2 separate regions of the Homo sapiens genome follow, and region 1 is linked to region 2. A link is a loop called in an ENCODE intact Hi-C map of the cell type or tissue named here. Cell type or tissue: CD4-positive, alpha-beta T cell. All regions are shown on one strand. Links, peaks and the distances in the headings refer to the core of each region. The heading gives the core; the rest is flanking DNA. Region 1 overlaps ANKRD55 (ankyrin repeat domain 55). Region 2 overlaps ANKRD55 (ankyrin repeat domain 55).

What was found. Hi-C counts contacts between places; a loop is a spot of excess contacts. Peaks named below come from ENCODE experiments on the same cell type or tissue, not always from the same donor. Only the 100,000 strongest peaks of a DNase experiment are listed, where the experiment ranks them.
Region 1: a loop joins it to region 2, with 4 times the contacts of the local background. A loop is called at or near these places in 10 of 110 quality-filtered maps.

The regions. Positions count from the first base shown.
Region 1 is chr5:56,150,066-56,155,449 of GRCh38, forward strand. The region is part of intron 6 of ANKRD55 (ankyrin repeat domain 55); the gene reads right to left. Among named protein-coding and RNA genes, the nearest start is that of ANKRD55, 81 kb to the right of the region's middle. In CD4-positive, alpha-beta T cell, for the core only: no CTCF peak of the experiment used is centred there; DNase peaks (open chromatin) are centred at 2,546 and 5,156; H3K4me3 peaks cover 504 bases; H3K27ac peaks cover 2,489 bases.
Region 2 is chr5:56,099,793-56,105,176 of GRCh38, forward strand. ANKRD55 (ankyrin repeat domain 55) reads right to left here. Exons shown (of 12, transcript NM_024669.3): 11 at 2,702-2,794; 12 at 1-512. The coding sequence ends at 391. Among named protein-coding and RNA genes, the nearest start is that of IL6ST-DT, 110 kb to the left of the region's middle. In CD4-positive, alpha-beta T cell, for the core only: no CTCF peak of the experiment used is centred there; DNase peaks (open chromatin) are centred at 840 and 2,597; H3K4me3 peaks cover 848 bases; H3K27ac peaks cover 2,648 bases.

The DNA of each region.
Region 1 (5,384 bases), core at 234-5,233, 50 kb after region 2:
CCTAGACCTCATGATCCGCCTGCCTTGGCCTCCCAAAGTGCTAGGATTACAGGCGTGAGCCACTGCGCCCGGCCTATTTTCACTAACTTCTAATTGAAATTTAACATCTTTTTCAATTATGAATATAGGCAACAACCCACAGTAGTATAAACAGTACCTGTGACTTTGCCACCTCTATAAATTATAGGTACAGTGCTATTACATTAGTGATTGCAGATCACTACATGTCTCACTACTTCAACAATTGTAGCAGTTTGTGCTCCTACCATCAAATCTTATTTAACGCATTAATAAACAACCTTATATGTTATTATCATAAATTTGGTCTTTAAAATGTTTTCTAGCCTTGGCAACATGGTGAAACTCTGCCTCTACAGAAAAAAAAAAAATTAGTTGGGTATGGTGGTATGCGCCTGTAGTCCCAGCTACTTGGGAGGCTGAGGTGGGAGAGTCACTTGAGCCTGGGAGGCAGAGGTTGCAGTGAACTGAGATTGCACCACTGCACTCTGGCCTCACAGAGTGAGACCCCGTCTCAATAAATAAATAAATAGGCTGGGCGTGGTGCCTCACACCTGTAATCCCAGCCCTTTAGGAGGCCAAGGTGGATGAATCATTTGAGGTCAGGAGTTCGAGACCAGCCTGGCCAACATGGTGAAATCCCGCCTCTACTAAAAAATACAAAAATTAGCCACGTGTGGCGGTGGGTGCCTGTAATCCCAGCTACTCGGTAGGCTGAGGCAGGAGAATCACTTGAACCCTGGAGGTGGAGGTTGCAGCTAGCTGAGATCGCACCACTGCACTCCAGCCTTGGCGACAAAGCGAGACTCCGTCTCAATAAATAAATAAATAAAAGAATGTTTTGATAGCTGTATTTTAATATTTTGATTTCTTTCGCAATCTTATATGTTTCATTTTCTGTAATTTCAGATATTTTTCCTTTTTGATATTTTTTTCCTTTTAAAAAGAAGTTTAAATAGAGATGAGGTTTAGCCATGTTGCCCAGGCTGATCCTGAACTCCTGAGCTCAAGCAATCCTCCTGCCTCGGCCTCCCAAAGGGCTGGGATTACAGGTGTGAGTCACTGCACCCAGCCTAATTTCAGGTATGTTTCTGAGAAGTTATCCATAGGTTTCACAAACACATGAAGATGTGTCCATGTCATAAATATGGGTAAGGACTCCTGCTCTAAAGTCTACAGGACATTTTTAAAAAATTCTAATTGGTATAAAATTTTATTTACTTATTTATATCTCATAAACACCTCTAATACCATGAAAATCTTAGTTTTTTGAGAGTAGGTTTTGGAAATAACAGTCACCTGGAGTCAAGTCTGGGAAATAAATTGGATAGCTGAGTCAACAAAACAAAAGAAGAAAGGGCCATAAAATAAAATAACATGACTTTTTCTTGAATTTAATTCTTTCTTTCTCCCTAGATATAACATATCTAGATATAATATATATCTAGGCTGGGCGTGGTGGCTCACGCCTATAATCCCAGCACTTTGGGAGGCCGAGGCAGGTGGATCACTTGAGGACAGGAGTTCGAGACCAGCCTGGCTAACCTGGTGAAACCCCATCTCCACAAAAAATACAAAAATTAACCGGGCATGGTGGCAGGCACCTGTAATCCCAGCTACTTAAGAGGCTGAGGCAGGAGAATCACTTGAACCCAAGAGGCGGAGGTTGCAGTGAGCCAAAATAGTGCCACTGCATTCTAGCCTGGGTGACACAGTGAGACCACATCTCGGAAAAAAAAAAATCTATATATATATATGTGTGTGTGTATATATATGTATATATACGTGTGTATATATACATATACATACACACGTATATGTGTGTATATACACATATATGTATATATGTATATATGTGTGTGTATATATATATAAAAAATTTTTGTGCCTCACTAAAGCTTTTGTGCAAGCTACTGAACTAGAAACTGGGGATACAAAGATAAAAAAAGGCATGGTCTGCCTCTAGAAGTTTATAGGGTTGGAGGAGAGTGGGAGAGGGAGGTGGGGGCTCCTAAGTAGTGGTGACCCTACTCCATTTTTTTTTTTTTAGATGTTCGGTCTTAGGCTAAAACTTCTGATTCATTAAAAACTTTTGTTTGTTATGTTACCTTTTGCTAACTGTAAAGTTAAAAATTTCAAGTCAGGGACTGTTTCTTCTGCTTTTGGTTCTATCTCAGGAATGTGGTAAGTAGAAGTGATGCTAAGAATTATGTCCAAAAGGTCACATCTGTTTTTGCAACTTAAATTTATTTTCTCAGAGTGGTTCTACAATTGAAGTTTTGTTTGTCAGACTGCTCACAAAAATCTGCTTACATAAGAATGTGCATTTAATATATCCTAAACAATATATATATCCTAAATGCTGTGCATAACAGTGCTTCTCTGGTTAAATGCATTCAAAGTTCTAACCCAGATGCCAACAGCTCAGAGCCTCTCTTGATAGAACACTCTTCCTGTCAAGGCTAAAATGAGAGCAGGAGAGGTTAGTTTCCATTTAACTCCCGGTAGCTGCAACAGACAAGCCTCACTCTATGTCAATGATTCTTCTGAGGTCCTGTTTTGAAGAACAAAAGCACAAAGGACAATCTGACCTATCTTGCTTTTTTCAGTGTTAACCGCAGTGTGGATAACTTCTAAATAAGTCAGTTTATAATTAAGCAGTGTGGTTAATGAAACAGGAAAAACAAACAGATCATTGGAACAGAACAAAGAGTTCAAAAATGAAACCATATATTAAAAAAAATCTGGTAACAAACAAAAACATAATTTAACATAACATAATCCAGTTCTTGGGGTAGAGAAGGCCTTCTTTAAAAAGACATCAAAAGAAAAAGCAGAAACAGACAAGAATGATCATTTTAATTATATCAGATTTTTACATTTCTGAATAAGAAAAGGTACTATGAACTATTTCAAAATAGCCAACAGCCTACGAAAAAGTATTTACAACCCAACAGCAAAGCATTAATATTCAGCATATAAACTAAACTCCTATAGATCAATAAGAAAATGACAACCCAATGGATCAATCGACAAAGAATGTAAACAGGCAAGTCACAAAAGAAGATATAATAAAGACCATTATGTCTATGAAATGATGTTCATCTCATTAATCAGGGAAAATGCAAATAACAAGAAAATCCAGCAACAACTGGGAAAAAACCAGTACTTCCACTAAAAACAACAACAACAACAACAACAACAACGACACGCAGCTATTTTGGGGGAATAATTAGGCAGTGTGTATTAAAAATAAAAACATACACTCTCTACTACCCAGCAATTATTCTTTTAAGAGAAATGCTTGCACAGAGTATGCAAAGAGGCTTGTACAAGAAACACTCTTTAGACTGGTGTTTATGATGGTGAAAAATTGAGACAACCTAAATATCCATTCATAGGGGAATGGCAAAATAAATGGGGGTATTTTGATATTATGTAACATGATGAAGCCATTAAAAGGAATGAGCCACAGGCTGGGTGCCGTGGCTCACGCCTGTAATCCCAGCACTTTGGGAGGCCGAGGCAGGTGGATCACGAGGTCAGGAGTTCGAGACCAGCCTGGCCAACATGGTGAAACCCTGTCTCTACTAATATACAAAAATTAGCTGGGCGTGGTGGTGGGTGCCTGTAATCCCAGCTACTCGGGAGGCTGAGGCAGGAGAATGGTGTGAACCCGGGAGGTGGAGGTTGCAGTGAGCCGAGATCGCACCATTGTACTCCGGCCTGGACAGGGCAAGACTCCATCTCGAAAAAAACAAAACAACAACAACAAAAAAGGAATGAGCCAGATCTATATGTATCAAAAATTCTAAGACAAATGCTTGAGTTGAAAAAACTAAGTTAGGCCGGGTGTGGTGGCTCACACCTGTAATCCCAGCACTTTGGGAGGCTGAGGCGGGTGGGTCACGAGGTCAGGAGATTGAGACCACCCTGGCTAACACAGTGAAACCCCGTCTCTACTAAAAATACAAAAAAAATTAGCTGGGCGTGGTGACGGGTGCCTGTAGTCCCAGCTACTTCGGAGGCTGAGGCAGAACCCAGGAGGTGGAGCTTGCAGTGAGCCAAGATCGCACCACTGCACTCCAGCCTGGGCAACAGAGTAAGACTCTGTCTCAAAAAAAAAAAAAAAAAAAAAAAAAGTTGCAGAACACATAGAGTGGTACCTTTTTTTAAACAATGAATTTAACTGTTACTCCCCGCTACCCCTCATACAATGGAGGCTACATCATGCTTGGAGCTTGTTGAAAAAAGACAGACGAGAGAAGATTACTTGTTCAAAACATTGAGCAGCCAAATACAGGAACTCCACCAAAGTAATGAATGAAAAAGAAAGCCTGGGCTGTGTTCTTTCCATTTCAGAATTGTATTTATTTCTCAATGGCAAGAGCTTTTGCTGTTATAAATTTATCGTGATTGGCTCTCACTAGCAATGACCAATAACTAAATAAAATAAATAATTGGCAAAAACGGAATTACAGCAGAAGATTTAGTTTTAAAGTTTTTTTTTTTTTTTTTTGAGACAGAGTCTTGCTCTGTTGCCTAGGCTGGAGTGCAGTCACGCCATCTCAGATCACTGCAACCTCCATCTCCCAAGTTCAAGCAATTCCACCGCCTGCCTCAGCCTCTGGAGTAGCTGGGGCTACAGGCATGAGCCACTACAGCCGGCTAATTTTCATATTTTTAGTAGAGACGGGGTTTGGCCATGTTGGCCAGGCTGGTCTTGAACTCCTGGCCTCAAGTGATTCACCCACCTCAGTCTCCCAAAGTGCTGGGATTACAGGCGTGAGCCGTGGAGCCGGGCCTCAAAGATCTTAACTGGCTTCATTTGCAATTCTAGAACTGGGCTTCATTCCAAAATGTTCTGGCCAGGCATGGTGGTGCACGCCTATAATCCCAGCACTTTGGGAGGCTGAGGCGGGAGGATCACTTGAATCCAGGAGTTCTAGACCAGTCTGGGCAACATAGGAAGACCCCTGTCTCTACCAAAAACAAAAAATGAGCTGGGTATGGTTGTGCATGCCTGTGGTGCAGGGTTTCTGTGGTCCCATCTACTCTGGAGGCTGAGGCAGTAGGCTGCAGTGGGCTGTGATCGTGTCACTGCACTCCAGTCTGAGTGACAGAGTGAGACTGTCTTAAAAAAAAAAAAAAAAGTTTTCCAACGAGCCCAGCAGAGGAGGTTGGTTTTGTAGACAGAGAAGGACTGAAAAAAGCAGAAGCAAAGAACAAAAAGCAGATTGGTTATTTCAAAGTTACTTTCCTTGAAAGATGAAAGATGAGAACAGGGAAACAGAACAACAGAGAAAAAACTGATTGCTTAACATCAGGTTACTTTAGGTTACTTTTTGTTGTCAGGATTAAAAGCA
Region 2 (5,384 bases), core at 267-5,266:
TTGCTTTTATTCAGCAAAGCGTACTTTTTTTCCCAAAACATAAAATCATTCAGCAAAAAAACAACCAAAGAACAATAACAAAAAAACAGTGCACATGCCACAAAGCAAACCAAACATAGCTCAGTTTTCCTACTGATAACATATTTTGTCTTTTAATTTTGGCATGTGGAAGTCACAGAAATTCACAGACTTAATATGCACACCCAAATATTCTAAGTGCTTATTTAGGGAGTATCTTTATTTGGAATAAAGAATTTCGAGTTATAAAACTGATGGCTTATAGAATGCAGCTTACTAAATTGGTCTTCGTTCTTACAAACTGGAGTAATCTTGTCCTTTGAGAGTTGAAAATACATATTCATCTACATTTCTGCAGCGAGTGGCCCACAGTTAATTTTCATCACTGGTGGGGTTGGCAGAATGTTCACTCTCTTCTGCTGCTGTGCTGTGTCTTCGTTGACTTGGAATTGCAGGAAGCACTCGGTTTGTCCGCAGAGGTTCTCCAGATAGAACTGGGAAGAAAGAATAGAACAAGAGACTTTCAAGATTTGCTTCTCTAACAGGAAGGCGGCAGGAGAATTGTATTGTGTTTTAGGAGTCGAGGCATTTCTAAGAAGTGTGTCTTGGTGAGAGCTAGACTGCAGAGAGAAGCTGTGTATGTATATCTTGTATATATATCTGTTCAGGCTTGCTGCATGAAGTCTGGGATTTCAAATATGCACACATAGAAGACTGTACCAAGTGTGATCAAACATGATTGGGCTGTGTGTGCCTGGCAGAGCTCTTCCTTGGAGTGGAGTAGCTGTTGATGTTCAAAAACTGCTCACAAGGTTCTAAAGAAGGCCCAAGACATTTGTACTGTGCTTTTATGCAAACCTCAAAAGGCTCTCAGGCTTCTTTTAAGAAAAGCACTGTGGGCCCTTTCATTTCTTTTTTGTAGAGCTAAGTTGATCAAAGATCTTTATCTTTCCTTCTCTCCTGAAACTTAACTGTGAAAAGCAAAGCTCTTGGGCCCTGCCAAAGAAAACCTCTCTTCGGCTTCTCCAAGCTCCAACAGCATTCAAGACTGAGTGGCTCTTTCCTTAACTAGATGTTTTTGTGGCTACAGTTCTGCTTAAAGACAGGTTCGGGCTTGAATTTCATTCAATGATAGAATTGACACCATCCAAAACGTTCACTTTACACACATCTGTAAAGGGCAGAGGAACTGATCTGTCAAGGAAGAGGTCTTGGTTTCTGCTACTAACTCTCTGTGTGACCTTGGACATATCCCTCTACCTCTTAGTTTCCTTATCTGCCAAAAGACAGAGTTGTACTAAGACCCTATTTTTCATTGTTTTTACCTAAAGAGTTCTAGAGCTCTTGGTTTGTCTCCTTCAAACCCTAGCCTAGGGGAGAAAGACATACTGGATATATACTCTATGCAAACAGTGTGCCAAGTGTTTTACATATGTTATCTCATTTAGTACTCCGATAAATCTTATTAGAATAGCACTATTGTTATGGACGGTGAGGAAACTAAAGTACAGAAAGGTTGAGAAACTTATCTGAAATAGGACAGCTCCTAAATCGTCTAACCTGCACTTAGGAGGATGTGGAGGGGCTGTGTGTGTGTGTGTTTGTCTGTGATAAATGCAGTGGGGTGCAATTGGAAGAAAAAAAGAAAATAGAATCCAGTAAGTATTGCTTATTTCATGAGGCAGTAGACTCAGTGTCCTGTAGTTTTGTTCCTGGCTCTACAATGGGAATAATAATAAAACTTGCTTTATTATTATTATGCTTCAGAGTATAGATATGAGAATATTCAAACTCAGAATCTCTGGGTGGGGGACCCAGGAATCTACTTCACAACAAACACCCCAGGTAATACTTAGGCACACTAAAGTTTGAAGATCACTGGCCCAATGGAGTATATTAATATTTTATATTAGGAGAATTTTTTTCATATAAAATAAATCAATAATACCAAAAGTAATCCTGATGAACTGCATTTTTTTTTCTGCTTAGGAATGCATGGACTGTGAGTACAGAGGCGATGTACATTTCTATCTGTCCAGTATAGTAAGGAAACTGATATCAGGAGGCCAGTCTTAAAAGAGAATTTTTAAAGCACCTTCCTAAAGACATTAAATAATACATGTAAAAATAAACTTGTTATTGTTTCAATAGTTCAAACACAAAAATTCCTAAAGGGAGGGAGTGTTATTTTTTTAAAAAAAATAAGCATTTAAAAAAAAGCTTTAAAGATGGTCTCTGTTTTCCTGTAATTTATAAGTGTTGGCACCTGATGTTCCCTTGAAAAATGAAAGTAGGGCTGGGCGTGGTGGCTCACGCCTGTAATCCTAGCACTTTGGGAGGCCGAGGTGGGTGGATCACTTGAGGTCAGGAGTTGGAAACCAGCCTGGCCAACATGGCAAAACCCCATCTCTACTAAAAAAAATACAAAAATTAGCCAGGCGTGGTGGCAGGCGCCTGTAATCCCAGCTACTTGGGAGGCTGAGGCAGGGGAATCGCTTGAACCTGGGAGGTGGAGGTTGCAGTGAGCTGAGATCATGTTCATTGCACTCTAGCCGGGGCGACAGCGCAAGACTCCATCTCAAAAAAAAAAAAAGAAAAATGAAAGTAAACGGAAATAACATTTAGTTGTGTCTAGATATGTTAACACTTGCAAAGGAAGCTGCGGAAGATTCATAATACTTACATTTTTGATCTGGTAGGGGAGCTAGGTTGTTCCGAGTGAAAGGAAGATCCCTGATTTTGTGTCTGTTTGGGGAAAGATGCTGAAAATTTTGTCCTGAAGATAAACATATTTGCATCAATTACTTGAGACTCAACCAAGTGCAAATTACAGAATGCAATGGATAAGAGAATCATCAAAGTTGTTACAGATCACTAAATTTAAGGTGGTAACAATAACAATGAAAACAATGATAGCTACACTTTATTGCATTTCTGTTATATACCAGTCACTGTTTAAATGATAGAAAAAGGTACTAGAAATCATTTCTTGAGAGTACTAGTTTAAATAAAATTTTATAAAGAAACACACTGGGTTACTCACCCCATAAAAGTTAAAGTTGAAAAAAAAGGAAATAATATAGATATGGCATCTCTTATATATTCATCAAATCTTTGATGAAATGAGTGGGTGATGAGTAGAGTATTTTCTTCTAAAGCAGAGTTTCTCAGTCCTGGCTGCACATAGGAATTATCTAAGAAGCTAGAAAACATACTGCTTTCCTGGCCACATCCCAGGTTATTAGATCAGAATCTCTGGAGGTGGGGCATGGTGTCAGCTGTTTATCAGCTCCCAGCTGATTCAAGTGCAGCCAGGATGGAGAATCATTGACCTGGAAGACGGAATGGGGTAGATGCACTCAGGAAACCTATTCTTTAACTTGGACAGAAAGCAGTGGTGTGTGCATGGACCATGTGAGCCAGCTCTTGAGAGCTGATGGTTACATTTTCAGAAATTTTGTGAACTGTTTGACATCACACTAGTGTCTTGAAATCAGCCATGGTGGGTGTATTTACACCGTGAAAAATCAGCAAGCACAGATTTTTCTCCTGGAAAGCTAGCTGTTAAACATTCATCAATGTACTACTGACTTTAAGATACGGATGTTCGATACCTGAAAATAGAAGGGAACACACAAATGTGATTTAAATCCATTTTAAAATTGACTGGATGGTGTCATGAATAGGAGCTTGGTTGGGCTCTGGGGTCAAACAGAATTAGGCTTGATTCCCTGCTTCCCCACTTTTCAGTTATATGACATTGGGCAAATGATATTACCTCTCAACACCTCAATTTTTTCATATACAAAATGGTGAAAATAATTGTATATCTTTTCCACTTGTCATGAGGATTAAACTGGAGAACAAGGGTAAAGCATTTAGCTTATAGGGTAAAGTACTCAAAAGACCTTAACAAAAAAAGATTATTTGATCTTTTGCCTATCAGTCTAGTAAGAAAGAACCAGAATTGCTATAGCAATGCTCCTAGACTTTAAGGGTCTTCTGTTGGAGCAAAATAGCATAAGAAAAAAAGAAAAAACAAAAGGATTAGCCAAGAACAACTTGCATCTGTTTAAGTGAATCTCATGGTGGATGGTCTGTGCAGAAGCGGCCACCTCAGCAATGTTAGTTGATGGAGATTAAATCTCCAGTCTCCCTGGTGGATATTTTGCCATTATATTTTATCCTTTTGAACACTGAACATCAAATAACTTCAGGAGCCATTATTTACAGAGAAAATATTCCTGTGTAGAATTAACATGAAAATTTATATTAGCGAACAACTATTTATCCATGAACACTTGAGCAGAAATTTGTAAAACCAACGAGATAATAATTTTGAGTTATGTTTATGGAACACTTACTTTTGTCAGGAATAGGGATAAATGCTGTAGGCATAATCTTATTTAACTCTGACAATCACTTTTTCTTGTGAGATACATTCTATTATCATCCTCATTTTACAAATGAGGACCTTGTGACTTGGAGGAGTTCTAAAAGTGCTCAAGTCACACGCTAGGAAGGGACACAGCCTAGACTTCAACCCTATAGGGCTGACCCTGTAACTTCTATTATTCTGCCTCCTCTAAGCAGATGGGAGCAGTGGGCAAAGAAGGGCTACAGCAGTGACTCGGAGATGAAGGGGAGTTAAACTTTATTCCATGTTGGCATTTTGCTCAGTTTTCAGGGACAGGGTGGAGCCGTGCATAGCCCAAAGCTGTCTGGTGCTGCAGGCAACTCCAGGGAGTGTTCAGCTTTGGGGACAGGGTCAAGGACCACTGTCCTAGAAAAAAAGGATAGGAAATGTTTTCACAGTTACATGATGGAACCCGAGGTGACTGCAGGATTAATAATAATAATAATGATAATAACAATAATAAATAGATAATTCAGCAATCATCCATTGAGCACTCATCATATTCCAGACCCTAGAGTACAAAGAGGAGAAAGCAAGGCGTTCAGGAGGGGATTGCAATTGATGTGGGAGGAAAGACAGGTAAACATATGGTTTTGAAGCTCCATGAGTAGTGCTGTGATAGAGTTTGTGAGGGCATTGCAGAGGAAGGAATGGTCCAGAGAAGTTGAGGTTTTCTGGGATCCCATAGACCTTGTTCCAGTATCTCCTCTGCCACTTCCTAGCTAGCTCTGTGACCTTAGGCAGATGAGCTAACCTCTCTGTCTCAATTTCTTCAGTTATAAAGAGGATAAAATCTCTCCTGCAATGTTGTGGAAAGTGAAGTGTGTAGGTGTGTAGGTCAGCAAGGTGGAGCTATTCTTTTTTTTTTTTTTTTTTGGAGACAGTGTCTCACTCTGTTTCTCAGGATGGAATGCAGTAGTGCCATCGTGGCTCACGGCAACCTCTGCCT